Linked DNA regions of Mus musculus: region 1 is linked to region 2. Evidence: chromatin loops called from intact Hi-C (ENCODE). Cell type or tissue: heart. All regions are shown on one strand.

Evidence for each region. Peaks named below come from ENCODE experiments on the same cell type or tissue, not always from the same donor. Only the 100,000 strongest peaks of a DNase experiment are listed, where the experiment ranks them.
Region 1: it touches region 2 in a loop (2.7-fold over the local background); 2 of 42 quality-filtered maps call a loop at or near these places.

The regions. Positions count from the first base shown.
Region 1 is chr14:70,776,505-70,784,504 of GRCm38, forward strand. It overlaps Dok2 (docking protein 2), which reads left to right. Exons shown (of 5, transcript NM_010071.2): 4 at 312-493; 5 at 955-1,990. The coding sequence ends at 1,569. Among named protein-coding and RNA genes, the nearest start is that of Dok2, 6.1 kb to the left of the region's middle. In heart, a CTCF peak has its summit at 4,435 (motif pointing right); DNase peaks (open chromatin) are centred at 427, 1,767, 4,487, 4,867 and 1 weaker place; H3K4me3 peaks cover 768 bases; H3K27ac peaks cover 2,130 bases; H3K27me3 peaks cover 549 bases.
Region 2 is chr14:71,471,053-71,479,052 of GRCm38, forward strand. No RefSeq gene overlaps it. Among named protein-coding and RNA genes, the nearest start is that of 4930429C20Rik, 54 kb to the left of the region's middle. In heart, a CTCF peak has its summit at 4,775 (motif pointing right); a DNase peak (open chromatin) is centred at 3,069.

The sequences.
Region 1 (8,000 bases), 690 kb before region 2:
AGGCTTCACCTGGGGCTTAGCATCAGGGTCTTGGGGAGTGATGGATGGTGTGGAGAAAACCAAGCTGTGGCTCTGGCAGCAGTGGCAGGAAGGATGTGGGCACAGGGTTGGGGTGGTATGGCCGAGGGCCTGAAGAATGCCTTCCAGGGGAGGAGGTGGGGTCAGCAGCCTAGGCATTAAGATCTGTGGTGGGATCACAGATAACACGAACAGGGTTTTCTCAAGAATTTCTGGCATGCTTACTAAGGATGGGTTGGTGGAGAAGGAGCCCACTGTTTCCTGAAGCTGCCTCTCTTTCTTCTCCTCTCCAGGGCTCTGCAAGGAATATATGGTGACCATACGACCCACAGAAGCCAGTGAGCGCTGCCGGCTCCGAGGGTCCTATACTCTCCGGACCGGGGTGAGTGCCCTGGAGCTGTGGGGTGGCCCTGAGCCAGGCACACAGCTATATGACTGGCCCTACAGGTTTCTTCGACGCTTTGGGCGTGACAAGGTGAGTGAGTGAAGGGCTGAGACCAAAGATGAGTTACCTAAGGAGAACAACGAGGGAGGGGCAGAGAGCCAATAAAGAGAGAGTGGATCGAGGAGGAAGGTCATCTAGAGAGACAGCAGAGGTGGGAGGGGAAGGAGTGAAAGCCAAGAGGCCTAGGTGAGGAGAGATGATGTGGAGAAGGGATGGGGAGGAGCGTGTTCTTGCCAGATGTGGTGGCACACAGCTATAATGTCAGCACTGAGGGGGCTGAGGCAGGAGACAGAGTTGAAGGCCTGCCTGGGCTACATGGTGAGAGCCTTTTCCCAAGTAAACAACCAACCCCAACAAACAAAATGCAGAGGCAGAGGGGCAAGAGCTCCAAGAGCTCCAAGAGAAGTTTCTGGTGCCAGGGTCAGCACTTTTCCATGTGGGTGGAGTCCAGGGAAGAACAGTTCTTTCCCTCTTTTCCCCCCTCACTGTAGGCAACTTTTTCCTTTGAGGCTGGCAGACGCTGTCTCTCTGGAGAGGGCAACTTTGAGTTCGAAACACGACACGGCAATGAGATCTTCCAAGCCTTAGAAAAGGTCATTGCTGTCCAGAAGAATGCCACCCCTTCCGGGCCTCCATCCCTGCCAGCCACAGGGCCCATGATGCCCACTGTGCTGCCTCGACCTGAAAGCCCCTATTCCCGGCCCCACGACTCTCTGCCTTCTCCATCCCCTGGCACACTGGTGCCTGGCATGAGGCCAGGGGCCCCTGAGGGGGAGTATGCCGTACCCTTTGATACGGTGGCTCACTCCCTGAGGAAGAGCTTCAGGGGCCTCCTGACGGGCCCCCCTCCACACCTTCCCGACCCACTGTATGACAGCATTCAGGAGGATCCTGGGGCCCCTCTACCTGACCATATATATGATGAGCCTGAGGGTGTGGCTGCCCTGTCCCTCTATGACAGGACACAGAGGCCCTCAGGGGAGACATGGAGGGAGCAGGCCACTGCCGATGGGGGTCCCAGCTCCCTCCAGCAAGACTCCTCTGTGCCTGACTGGCCACAGGCAACTGAGTATGACAATGTCATACTTAAAAAAGGCCCAAAGTAGGGGATGGCCAGAAGATGGGATATGTGGTTCCCAGGGAGGTCTTCGGAAGCTGTGGAGGGGAAATGGTGGCTTCTGGTAGAGTCCTTTTGGTTACTGCCCCTTCCTGGGCCCCAGGCTCGGTGTGCCTTATTTGTGTACTGTGTGAGTCACTAGCCTGGAGCAGAAAGAGGGCCCTGGAGGGACCCACCCTCCTCCTACACTTTTCCACTTCCTCCCACTGCCTTGGGTCTAAAGGGAACTGGGGCCATTTCTCTTAAGAGACAAAGGGTTTCCACAGATGTCCTGGCTCCTCGGTGTGGGCAGGCCTCCTGCCTATAGATGTTTTGTTCCTGGGACAACCCTGGCTTCTGGTTAGCAGCGAGAGTAGCTGTTGTCCCTCTAGCTCCCAGAGTTTTCTATACATTAAACCAATTTCGAACTACTCTTCTGTGGCCTGTAATGCTGTGAGGGGAGAGAATGCTGGGGCTGACCTGCCGAGTGCTTCTTCCACTGGCTGGGATGTCTTCCCTGGGCCTCTGCTGGGTCCTCAGCATTTGTCTACAGGGTCAGAGGCCCCAGGAGGTCTGGGACCCTCCCACCCCCCCTAGGAAAATCTTTATTTTAATCTGTCTTTTGTTTCTATAACTGAATGCCACAGACTAGGTAGTTTATGAAGAAAAAAGATTTTATTTTCAGCTTGTGGATCTTCAGGCTGGGGAGTCCACAAACACAAAATGTTTATGGTATCCAGTGAGAGCCTTCTTCTTGCATGATAATACCACAGTGGACATGATGTGACAAGAAGACAGCAAGCATAGAGAGAAAGCAAGGCTGTTCCCTGGATCATGCACTGCTTCCTGAATCACTTCATTCATCTACAGAAACAGTGCCCTCATCGTCCAATCCCAAAGCCCTGCTTCCAAATCCATGAGCATATAACTTGGGAGATTTTGTTTTTAACATATGAAACATGAGGTCCATTCAAAGCATGAAAAACCTTCAAACATCTGCTTTTTTACTTTTTGCAAGGACAGAAAAATGGCAGTGGATGCGTGAAGGGTTTGATGGCAAATCTGGATTTCGAGAAAGACTTAGCAGTTAATAGATTTTACATTTATCTACTTCTGCGTGTATGGGCAGGCAGGGCTTGTCACAGCTCCCACATGGAGGATGCAGGACAACTTGCAGGAATCAGTTCTCTCCATCCTCCATGGGTTCCAGGATGGAGCTCAGCCCATCAGTCTTGGCGATCTTTCCCTGCTGAACCATCTCATGGGTCCCAAGAAATGAGTGACTTATTGTATCTTTTATGCACTAGAAATAAGACTTACCGGTTGTGTGGTCCTGGCCAGCCTTTCCTAGGACATGATTCCCACCCCACCCCTCCTTACATATATGTGTAAAGCTGAGAGAGACAAGGCACAGATGGCTGTCCTTGAGAAGGGAATGTTAAGTGCCACATAGGCAGCCCAAGGCCAGGTGCTTCAGAAGCAGTTAATGTCCAAGAAAGACTTCATAGCAAAGGGTGGTGTTTGAGGTGGGCCTTTCAGGGTGGGAAGGGCTTTGATGGTACTTAAGGGGTCTGGGGGGAGAGAGGGAGAGGGAGAGGGAGAGGGAGAGGGAGAGGGAGAGGGAGAGAGAGAGAAAGAGAGAGAGAGAGAGAGAGAGAGAGGATATCTTGGAAGGAACAATACTAAAGCTACAGAAGGAGTCAGGAAGGAATTGGACCCAGAGCGAGCTGCTCCATCACTGTTTAGTTGGAATGTTGACTTAGTGATAGCAGGAAACATCCATCCAGTAGAAACCACATTTTGAACACTGAACTTTGATCAGCTGATCTCTATGGATGGGCTCCTTTTCCTCAGCGCCGGCATCGGGGCATTGGCAATGGCCTCCAATCTCTTGGTAGGTCAGGTGTGCCCCATGCCTCTTTGGCTTAGGACGACATGAACATTGGGAGGTCTTAGCAACACAGAAACCTGCTGTAGGTGGAGGGGTAGTGTCGGCAGCAGCAGATTCGGAGTATGTTGTGGGAAGCTCATTGTTAGTGGGAGAAGGAAGGGAGGTTTGAGGCTCTTGGGTAAGGAATGCCACAGGAATAAATCTTTAGGGACAGCAGCTCTGGGAAGCTGGACTTGGGGGTGAGAGGTATAGCGTAGAGATGCCACTGAAAGGGTTCCTGGGATTCAAAAGCTGCTACAGAGTTAGCTCCTGTGCAGCTTGGGTGACGAAGAAGAGAGGTTTCCAAGGCGACACTTAAGTTTCAGGTAGTGAGCTTGGATCCTCACATGCTGAGGTTAATTACGATGGCTACAGTAGCCAGGGGGTGAGTCTTTAATCCCAGTACTCCGGAGACAGGCATATCTCTCAGTTCAAGACCAGCCTGTTCTACAGAGCAGAGTTCCAGGGCAGTCAAGGCTGCATACATAAACCCTGTCTCGAAAAACTAAAAAACCAAAGAAGCAAAAAAGCAAGCAAGCAACCAACCAACCAAACAGAAAGACGGCGGCTGCATTCTGTCCAGTCACAGTGAGGTTCTAGTGCAAGACAAGGTTCTAGCATCCAGGAGAGTAATGAGCAACAGACACACAGATCCATGCCTTCAAGACCCCGGGTGTGTGGCCTCCTAGGTTTTGTCTTATGGTAGCTTTTGACAGTTATTAACGGAGTACGTAAGCTGGAGCAGGTAAGAGGTTCTCTGCCACTTTTGTCTGTGCCAAGGTTTGCATTCAATCTGCGGGTCCAATTCTCCAAGGAGCCCAGGCTCCTCAGGACATGGGGGAAGAGCATTGGGGCAGGAGTCAGGTAGACGCTTTGTGTCTCAAAGCAAAGAAGGCCACATTATTGATTCCTCACTTGGCACTTGACGCACTCATCCCGAATGTGCCCAGCAGGGGGCAGTGCCAGCCTGTGGAAACTGCAACTAGGGACTAAGCTTGCGAGGCGCGGTGGGTGCCTGGTCCTGAGGGACGAATTTCTCTACCTGAAGGATCTGGTGGTGAGGGGCAGCTTCGGGAGTCTTCCGAACCTTGGGATTCCCCTCCGGAAATGTGAACACGCTTTCAAAATATGGGATCCTGAGCCGATCCCTATCTCTTTGCGCCCTTCACCTTCAAGAGACAGAACTTTCTGGTTGCTCTACTCTGAGATCACGTGATCTCACCAGGGGACGTGGTGGACAGCTTGATTGGGGAAAAGTGGGGTGAGGGGTTGGTAGCTGCGGAAGTAGAGCATTTGGGGAAGCTGGGAGTGGCAATGAAAGTCCTTAGAAGGCTGTTGGGGAAATGCTGACTAGGTTTTTAGTGTCCTCGGAGGAAATGAGCCAGTGGGTGTGCCCCATTCTGCAGGGAGCTCTGAATGCCTCTTAGCTAGCTTTAGCTGTGTCTGTGTCACCGCGATGTGTGTGCATCATTCATCCAGTAATACTACAGAGCAACTGCCACTTGTATGTCCCTCTCTCTCAGAAGCTGGGATTCCGGAAGGTTCCCCAGCCCCTAGCCCCAACTCAAAGGAGCAAGCAGTGGGGAGCAGCAGAGGCGGTCACTGATGGGTCAGGGAGAGAAGCGCTTGAGAGCACCACAGACAGACACACTGAGGCAAGGCCTCCTTCAAGAGCCGCTGAGCCACCCAGGCGGCCAGGGGAAAGTGCACAGGCAAGGAAGGAAACAGACCTGCCATTGTGGGCCCGAGCAAAGGATTTACAAAGACCTTGCCACCCAGAATGGGTCTCTGGCTCTAGGCAAGCTGCTTAGTACCTGTTGATACTATGAGAAACTTAGGTGTATCTAGGACTATTATAGACTGGCTTAATCTTTTAATTGAGGTCATAGGTTGTCTAATGAATGGACATGTTCTGAGAAATTTGTCACTACACATTGTCACCACTGAATATTCTTTTATTAATTATTTCTTTTCTTTTTCTCTTCTTCTTCTTCTTCTTCTTCTTCTTCTTCTTCTTCTTCTTCTTCTTCTTCTTCTTCTTCTTCTTCTTCCTCCTTCCTCCCTCCTCCCTCCTCCTCCCTCCTCCCTCCTCCTCCTTCCTCTTCCTCTTCTTTTGGTTTTACAAGACAGGGTTTCTCTGTGTAGCCCTGGCTGTCCTGGAACTCACTCTGTAGACCAGACTGGCCTCAAACTCAGAAATCCACCTGCCTCTGCCTCCCGAGTGCTGAGATTAAAGGTGTGCCACCACGCCCGGCTTATTAATTATTTCTTCACTTTACATCCTGACCACAGTTTCCCTTCCTTCCCCTCCTCCCAGTCCTTCCTGCCAATCTCCATTTACTTGTCTTCTGTCTTTTCAGAAGGGGGGGGGGGGCTCCCATCAACCAACCCTGGCATATCAAGTTGCAGTAAGACTGGGCACATCCTCCTCTATTGAGGCTAGACAAGGTAGCCCCGTAGGAGGGAAGGGTCCCAAAGGCAGGCCACAGAGTCAGAAACAGCCCTTGCTCCGGCTGTTAGGGGTCCCACTTGAAGACCAAGCTGCACTAGTGTAACATATGTGCAGAGGGCCTAGGTCAGTCCCATGCAGGCTCCCTGGAGAGTGGTTCAGTCTCTGTGGGCCCTTAGGGGCCCAGGCTAGTTGATTCTGTAGGTTATCTTGCACCACTGAATTTTTATACCTATGTGATATATAACTGCGTACCTAAGGTACATGGTATGTTTGTATATATGTCTGTGTGTAAATATAATTTATACTATTTGCTATATAAATATAACACATATATGCATGTAATATATAATTTATATATGTTCTATATAATCACAATATATCTGTAATATGTATATATTATAGATGTGTGGCATAGCCTGTTTCACCTAGGATACAAACATGTAGAGCTATGTTATATGTGAAATACTGGATGTATTGGTAACATAATGGTATTTGTGTATATATAAACATCCAAGATAGAAGAGGGTCCATAAACATGCCAGGCAGGAGGTATTTTTTTTTCATCTGCTTTAATCTTACAGACTTTATATACAGCTTGTCATTGACTGAGATGTCATTGTGTGCCACAGCCATGCATTGGCATCAGGGCAGATAGGAGTTCAGGGTTCAGGTCCCCAGCTTGGAGGCATGTACCCAAATTCACTACTGCTGAATGCTGTGTCATTCCCATTCTTTTCTGACTCTCCCATTTCTCTTTATTCCTACTTTCTTCAGAGTGTATAAACTGTGTGCACGTGCATGTGCGCGTGTGCGTGCGTGCGTGCGTGTGTGTGTGTGTGTGTGTGTGTGTGTGTGTGTGAGCTAATCTGAGTAAACCTGCCCCACGCTTAGAGAAGGGGATGCCAGCCCCCCCCCCCCCCCCCCCCAGGAGGTTCCACCTGGACTTTCAGCATCTGGAAAGGTTTCAGCATCTGATTGTTTGAGCCTCTCTGGCTCACTCAGCCCTCCCTGGGGACTCTCCTCAGGCTGCTGCTGCCACCACTTTTCGGCCTTGATGTTAACCAGCCTCCTGCCTCTTGCCTTCTGGGCGTTGATTCAATTAGCCAAGGTGCCCACCTCTTGCAAGGGCCATTTATAAAATCAACTGGGGCAGCTGCAGAACCTCAGGCAGGGCAGGGCTGGAGAGATAGCGAGCTGAGAGGAGGAGGTAGAGGAATCCTGGGAGGGGGGTCTGATCCAATTAGGTGCTAGGCTGGCTTCCCCCTGGCAGGAGGCTGTACATCATTGCTTGGCTTTGGTCCTCTACTGCCCGGCACAGAGCAGAGTCCATCAATCTCCAGGCTGTGGATAGGGATGGTAGAGTGAAGGCAGTGGTATGCAGTGTTCACAACACTTCCATCTTTGTAGCAAGCATGCTTGGGACAGCTTAATGTTGTGGGCTGGGCACACAGGCTGCAGCTTGACTCCCTGGGTTCAAGTTCTACCTCTGCTCAAAGGCAGCTGTGTTTTTGGCACCTGCATCAGTTTTTGCTGGGGGAAAAGGAGATGGTAACACTTCTCCTCTTTGAAGTTTGTGGCAAAGATAAAAGGGATGAATGAAAGCATAGCTCCCAGGACAGTGCTTGGCACATGCTGAGCTCCGGTGTCTACCACAGTCTCATTTGGCTCTCAAACCAGCAGTCAAATTATGCTTATCTTAGTAATAGGGTCACTGGGTCATAGGCAAGCAGCTTCCCCACAGTCTTTGCAGAGAAGACTTGGGCTTGGTAGAGGTGGAAGGATTTGCCTGGACACATGGTTCTAAAGAATGAAGAAAGGAGGAAGAGAGGTCAAGGAGAGGTCAGAAATGCTTTGCCTGCAGCCTTTCCTTTCCACACTAGGAGGGGGAGTGCTGAGGACTCCTCAGCCTCAGCTTGGAGAGGGGTTCTTGGAGAAGGAATGTTTGAGATAGAGAGAAGGGTGTTGGAGACCTGCAAAACGAATGACTTGAAGTCAAACTGTGGGTCCAAGCTGGCAGCCTAAGTTCTGCTCGAGACAGCTTTCTAAATGCTCTATGTTC
Region 2 (8,000 bases):
GTGGGATCAGGACACAATCTTTTAAATAGTTGCCTCACAGTAGCTTTTCATTAAGTAAATTCATGAAGACTGAGAGTTTTTAATTTATATTTGATGTCTGTGGTATTTCATGCTTAAGACATTTTCTTCTCTTTCAGAGATCTAGAATGACTTTTTTTTTTCTTCTCTGATATATAGTTTAGCTCCAAGTTCTTCTGGATTGGATTATATTTAACCAAGAGAAAATGATGTTTCAGCTGGCCCTAAAATGAGTCTCTTCCTGGAAAGGCTTAGGCATTAGCTTGCCCTTCTTGTGTTAAATATCATCTCATTAAGGGTTTTAGTAGTGCTATATAAAAAAAAATTGTTTAGGGCAGTCAGCCTCATCAATAACTTGATTACAAGTAGTAAGATGCTGAAATTTAAAAAGTGTAATTTGGACTAACAAGATGACTTGTGAACAGGGAAAACAGAGAAAGGAGAGAAAAGATAATGCTGGCAGCATAAATCTAAGCCACCTAGGAGCTACAGGACCTGGAAGCACTGGCAGGATTTCTTATCTGCAAATAATGGACAGAGGCATACAGCTATCCTAACCTGATTCCCATAAACATCCTATCCTTTCTTCCTCTTTTTTCTGGTTTTGGGATTATCAAGGAATGTTCCTTATTGGCATCTTTTTTTTTTTCTATTATGAAGACACCAGCTAGAGGTTCCCACAAGGAGAAATGGAGCACAACTCTCTACTTTCTTTCTCCTTCTGGAACTCCATGAGCGAACAGTAGAGCTCCCCCCTCCCCTTTAGAAGCAGTTTTGACCCTGTGGATTGCAACCCCTTTGCAGGTCGAATAACCCTTTCACAATGGTTGCCTAAGACTACAGAAAACACAGGTATTTACATTACAGCTCATAACAGTAGCAAAATTAGAATTATAAAGTAGCAACAAAAATAATTTCATGGTTGGGGGTTCATTCACCACAGCATGAGAAACTGTATTAAGGGGTTGCCGCTTTGGAAAAGTTGAGAACTACTGCTTCAGAAAGACATGAAGATGACCAGGATGAAGAGAGAGGGCATCCATGGAGGTGGAATGAATCTCCATAAGAAGTTTGGTAACAGAGCCATGGAAACAGACTCTTACAGGAAACATTGAGAAAACTGAGAAGCAACCTTACTTATGTGTACAAATGTTCAAATGGCTTCAGAACTGGATGCAGGAGGCATGCCGGTCAAGATGGAGCCTGGCATCAGGTAGACAGGTTTAATGTCTGTACCCCCTGTAGTTCTCTCTACAGTGCCCAGTTATGTGATTTATACCTCTTTCAATCAAGAGGCTGGAAAAGCCTTCTCTGGGGATCTAATTCTGAGGAAAATTATATATTAAGTTAAAAGTGGAGGTTCTAAATAAACTTATGAATTTATAACACAGATTCTTCTAATGTGATAAGGCCGGCCAACAAGGCCCATCCATTCACTTAGCCCCTTTAGATTTTTCTGAAAAATAAATAGTTTAGGTGAGCCATATATTTGAGCACAACCTTTATAGAAAAAAAAAAAAACAGATAGCTAGAGAAAGACTTAGGAAAAGCTAACATGATAGACAGAGACTACACACAGAAAACAAAGACACATCAAACTGTCTTCAATATCTGGAAAGCTAAGAGAATATATCTTCTGGAAGGAAAAACTTGGTATTTTATTTACATATTTTATTATCTATATGTGTGTTCATATGTGCAGGAAGGTACACATGGATGTGAATCATGGTATTTTAAAAGGAACATTCAGAGACCAGAGAGGTGGCTCAGTGACTAAGCCTGTACTACCATGGTGGAAGACTGGAGTTCAGTTCCCAGCACTCAAGATGGGAGGGATCATAGCTCTACTGGGTCTATGCTCTGTGGGTCCAAATAAACTTGAAGGGGATAAAGAGACAGACACGGAGCTTGGTGATGAAATGTGATAAATATACACAAGGAACAAATAAAATATAAACTGGGTCCAAAGAAAAACTAATGTCAACACGAAACAGAACTCTTTGGGGAAACAAAGCTAATCAGAGTGTTCCCTTAAGTTTATCTACATATAGTGTCTACTTAGTAATAATTCATGCTCAGTGAATCCACTAACAACAATTACAATGTAATTTCATTGACAGAATATGGAATTAGACAGAAGTATATCGATATACAGTAGGTCAGGGGCAGGGGCTACAAGCTCATGCCTTACCTTTGACAGTGGGAGTCAAAGAGAGAGGCTAGAATTTGTAAATTTCAAGAAGTTGCTAAGCATATGTGCAATTCAGAGGAATGGAAATAAATACTGAATGATCCTGCTATAAATATTGAGAATGTTTTGTTCTGGGGGCTGAGCAGGGAAGGGAATGAAGAGAGGGAGGTGGCTGTTTGCTTTCTAAGGCATGCAAATGCACAGAAGACAAACGAACACCTAAAAAGCAGATACAAAGATAGAAAACAATGCTTATTTCCTGTTCATGTCTATCTACAAACAGAATTGGCTACATGTTAAATGAAGTACATAAATAAAATAACACTCTGCATGACATTATTAAAAACTTGGAATACCTAAAGGACTTACTACTTTCCAACAATATCCCAGATAAGGGGCAAGGGAATGCATGGGAACATGCATGGGAACATTTGAGATTGAAACTGTAACAGAAAACCTGGATTTGGTCAGATTTAGTGTAAAGATTACACATTTTCACCTCTTTCCTCTGGGGACAGGAAATATATATATATATATATATATATATATATATATATTATCCCACTTGAAGACTGGTTCATTTCACATGAGTGACCTTAAAGTCAAATTTACCCATGTACCCATTTTACAATGTTCACACTGTACGTTGAAGAGGCAGAGTAGCTTGAATGGGGCTTAGGGCCAAGGCATCACATCGCAGACCCAGAACTCTGACTTGATCGCAGGTCCTTTACTTTTCTGTGTACTCACACTGCACTACCATCCTTAAAGCATGCCAGGAGAACAATGTGAGAAGCTTGGGCGAGCTATTTCTGTTATCGAATCTAAAAATACCAAAATTCATGTGACCTATAAAGCACCGATGAGTCCTGGGCTGGCTTCCAAATGTCAGGGCCCAAGAAAAAGAGAGGCAGTAGAAAGCAGTAGGGGGTCCTGCTGTTGGGATGAACCCAGCCCACATCTGTCTGAAGCACCTGGTGTGTGCCTGAACAACAAGAAGGGGGCACACAACCCCCCACCGCTTTCACCCTTTCACAGTGGCAGCCATTTAGAAAACTCTTGGAGAGAGGCTAATGGGCATGAGAGGAAGATGAAGTCATCGGTTCATCACTGATGCAGTGATCTCCCTCCCCTCCTTTGCTTCTCACCTCTCCTCCTTACCCCTTCCTCTTTTCCTTCCTTCCTCTCTTTTCCTTTTCCTTCCTTCCTTTATGTCCTCCCCTCCTCTTTTCCCCATCTTTTTCTTCTTCCTCACTGTCTCCTCCATGCATCTCTTCCCCCTCTCCTCGTTACCTCCTCCCTCAGCCTGCCCTCTTCTTCCTTTGCCTTCTCTTCCTCCTTCTTTTCCTTCCACTCCCTTTTCTTTTTCTGTCACTGTGCTACTCAATTCCTTCAAGAATGAACCACTCTGGAACTATTCCAAATAGGAGAAAGGCCTGTCTCTCTAATGCTGATGAGCCTCAGCAACTTCCAATAATTAACACAACTTATGCTTATGGTGACATGAAGGCTCAAGAAAAGACTTTCCTGGAGGCTGAAGTAGGGGGTTTCAGTGCCAACACAGTGCTTCAACTCTACTGAAAAGGCAAGGGCTTCTTCTTCCTTTTCCTTTTCCTTTTCCTCTTCCTCTTCCTCTCCCTCTCCCTCCCCCTCCCCCTCCCCCTCCCCCTCACCCTCATCCTCACCCTCACCCTCCCTCTCCCTCTCCCTCTCCCTCTCCCTCTCCCTCTCCCTCTCCCTCTCCCTCTCCCTCTCCCTCTCCCTCTCCCTCTCCCTCTCCCTCTCCCTCTCCCTCTCCCTCTCCCTCTCCCTCTCCTTCTCCTTCTCCTTCTCCTTCTCCTTCTCCTTCTCCTTCTCCTTCTCCTTCTCCTTCTCCTTCTCCTTCTCCTTCTCCTTCTCCTTCTTCTTCTCCTCCTTCTTCTTCTTCTTCTTCTTCTTCTTCTTCTTCTTCTTCTTCTTCTTCTTCTTCTTCTTCTTCTTCTTCTTCTTCTACCTAGAGACACTTAGCCGTTCCTTATCAGTCTTGTACTTGGAGTGAGATAGTCCTTTTCTGCTGGAAGCTAACTGCCAGGCCATTGGAGAAGATCCCTTGCTAAGAGGATAACCAAGGAACCCTTTCAGAGGAGAAAGAACACCATTTTCCATAGAGTCATCTAGGATATATACTATTTTCTGGGCCCTGCAGTAGTTTTCTGCTAGGAAATGAGACTCCTTATTAAGATTCACTGTGACCTGTGGATTAAAGAAGCTTTAGACAAACTGGGGGAACTTGAAACACAAAAATTACCCTACCCATAAGATGGTAAAGTATCTGTCAGGATTTAGTCTCCAAAGCCCACGCTGAACTTAATCCCCAAATCTATGTGTTCATGTTCTTTGCAGATGAAGTCTCTGGGAGGTAATTGGGATTAAACAATATCATAAGGACAGGGACCCTATGATGGGACTGGTTGCTTTGTAGGAAGGGAAAGAGCTGAGCTGATAGACTCCTGCCATTGCCCCTCAGACCTCAGTAGTGCTTAAACTGAGGCTATGAAAAATAATAGACCTGTGCCTCCTTTCTTGCCACTGGATGGCAGTGCGCCTACACCCCTGTGTGCCCTTCTGTAGAAACTGCTCTGTCAGCATAATCTTGACTTGTCCCCATTGGAGAAACAAGTGTTTAGACTAAAGATTTCAGCCTTGACTCGTTTATTTCCACACCTCCCAGGGTTTCTTTGGAGATTGGCTAACATCAATGTTCTCTGTTTCTCCCACAACCCCCTTGGCTTCTTTTGCACTTCTTGGAATACTCCTTCCCTCCTCCAAGACACTCTTCTTACCCACTGTACATCCTTTCATATCAGTGTGCTAATTGCTTTATGCTAATGCTCTTCAAGCAATGACCTCTGAACCTGTGGATCCACAGGATCTTTGGAGAATGTCTGTTACTCCTTTATTATGCTGTTGTTGTTGAGGTGTGGAAAGAAGGTGTGGCCTTTCATTCTCATGTCTTCAGAACAACTGCCTTGAAACAAGCAAACAAACAGAGTTCACAAATAAATATTGTCCTGAGCCAAAATATAGGTCTTTATGTGACTTTGTGTCTCCATCACTTAATTTGGTCCCTGTGTGTAATGAATGATCAGTCAGGACTTGTTGGCTAAGTCATCATGCAGAGCCAAAAGTGACGAATGGCCATACATTTGTCCTCTGAAACCCTACACTCCTTACACTAAGCCTTAAATATAATTTATGCATCTATACATGATGACACATCATTGTCCCAGTAGTAGGGAGACAGAGGCAGGAGGGTGAGGTGTTCAAGGTCATTCTGAGCTGCATAGCAAGTTTGAGACTAGCCTTGATTATTTAAGATTGTCTCAAAATACCCAAACCTTGTAATTGTCCACATAAAATTAGATGTACCATTGGATAAATAGTAAGGTATACTCTTTTAAAATTTACATATTTTAAAAACTAATATTATTTCTTCTCTCACCTATATTAATTCTGCCATCTGTATTTTTAAATTGTCTTATTGACCTCTGCCACTCCTGTCTCTTGTCATATCAGCTCTGAAGGCTTAAAGATTCCAGTGTGTCATCTTTATCCATGCCACTCAGTTCTTGTGCTCAGTCAGTCACCAGGTCTGTTTGTTCTATAACTTCAGAGTCCCTCTTATCCCTATGCAGTAGTCCATCCTTGAGTCCTCTGCCTGCCTCATCTCCCACTCCCACTGAGTCTCCCAGGCCATGCACCACCACCCAGCTGGACACCCTACCTCTAAACTTGACTTTTTCTGGTTTGTTTCTCAGCTAATTCTCTTTCCTACAACTTAGTAACAACAAAATCTTCACACAGAAGTTGCATTCAACCTTGGAAAGTTTACATCATAGTTCTACTAAATGTCTTGGGTTTTCTTGTCATTCACAAAATTAAAGTCTGAGCTCCATTTTCCAGTGCCTGAAACACTCCCCAAAGCTCCCATTCTTCAGCCTTCACCCCTTTCTCTACTTGCAAAGCTAGTCACTCTTGTGGTATGAAAATCCCTTCTTTGCTGCCTCAATCCTAACCCTCCTGGAGGCTGTCCCTTCTCTTCTACCCAGCCCCACTTAGAGGCTAACATTCTATCTTTCAGAAGCCTTCTAAATCCCTTAGAGATTTAGCATTTCCTTGTCCAATCCACTCTCTCCCCATTCCACTGAAATATTTACTTTCTCTGATCTTTGACTAACATTGTGTCTTCCTATGTGTGTAAACTCCTTTGTCTTATGTCCTGTTGTGTATTTGGAGCTTCTTACAGGGGCCATCTCACAGTACAAACCACACAGGCATCTGCCAAATTAAGAAAGAGATTTCCCCTTGATGCGTATGGAACCCTCATCGTAAGTGTTAGTTTAGTTCAGCTAGCACTTCTTGTGTGGTTAGGTTCAGTGTGACAGACCCCAAGACATAGAGAGTTCAGAGCAGAGAAGTCTTGGGGTCACTAATATCTGCTTTTTTAAGAGTCACATGTTCAGGAAGCTATATTCCCTCTCTCAAGGAATTACAAAAAAAAAGTGTAAAGATCATTAAGTCTGTATTGATTCTGTCTGTTGCACCCACTTCCTTCAAGCTTGAGGGACTCTTGCTTTGCTGTTTTATGAAACAGTAACATCAATTATCCCCTCCTCTGGTGGTTTATGCCAAAGACCATGTCTTAAAAGTTACAGATTTCTGAGTACAATTGGCCACTTAGACCTTTGTTATGTTTCAGTGGTTTCATTGTTTTAGATTTAATTCCTTGAACCCTTTAAATTTTATTTTGTGTAGAGTGTGGACAAAGGTCTATTTCCCCACTAAGAGTGGAAAAGTTTCACAAAACCTATAGTTGAACAATTAGGTTCTTCCTATTGGGTTGTACCTTCAAAATTATTTGCTGTGTGCTTCTACACTTATAGTCTGTTTGGTGGCTCCTGTGGATCCATAGGTCAAGTCTCTAATGTTATCAAAACATTTCCTAGTTTTTTTCTTTCTTGATAAGTTTGGTCCTACATGATATGGGCACTTCCCTCCCAGTGATATTCCTCTTTGAACATTATTTTGCCTCACCACTAGCTATTTTTCCACAATAAAACATCTTAATATTTTAAAGTATACGCCAGGATAATTATTGAAATTATAAATCTACCACGTTTATTACACAAATTTGAGAAATATAGAAAATTAAAAGAAGTAAACTCTGGAAATATTAAGGTTTGTTTACTTCCCCCTGGTACTCATTCTGTGAGACTCTGGTAAATACAACCAGTATCATATGGCAAGATGCATTGTGTCGTGCCTCTGCCATACCTGTTGTGGGGGACATATGTGAACTGTCTCCCATATGTTCATGTATTTGAATACTTGGTTCCCACTTGGTCGTTCTATTTGGTGCTATATGGAACCACAGGAGGTGGGGCCTTGCACGAGGAAGCCCATCCCTGGGATGTGCTTGGAAGTTTTGTAGCTTGGCTTCCTTTCTGAATCCCAGTTCCCAGTCTGATGTCTCTGCTTCCTGACTGCCCTGTTGTGATCGGGCTTCCATTTCAATGATTTCCTCACCATGAAGGACTGTTTACTCCAGAACTGGAAGCCTTTCTCCTTTAAATTGTTTTTGGTTGTGGCATTTTAATCTCTAACTTATTTTGTAAGCATTAGTATATCTAATGAAATGTAAAGGATGGAGCCCACAAGGGAACCTACACCCCAAAGTTGTTCTCCGACCTTTACATATGTGGTGTGTTATGCGCCCCTACAGTCATATTATGAACACCCACACAGTCAATGA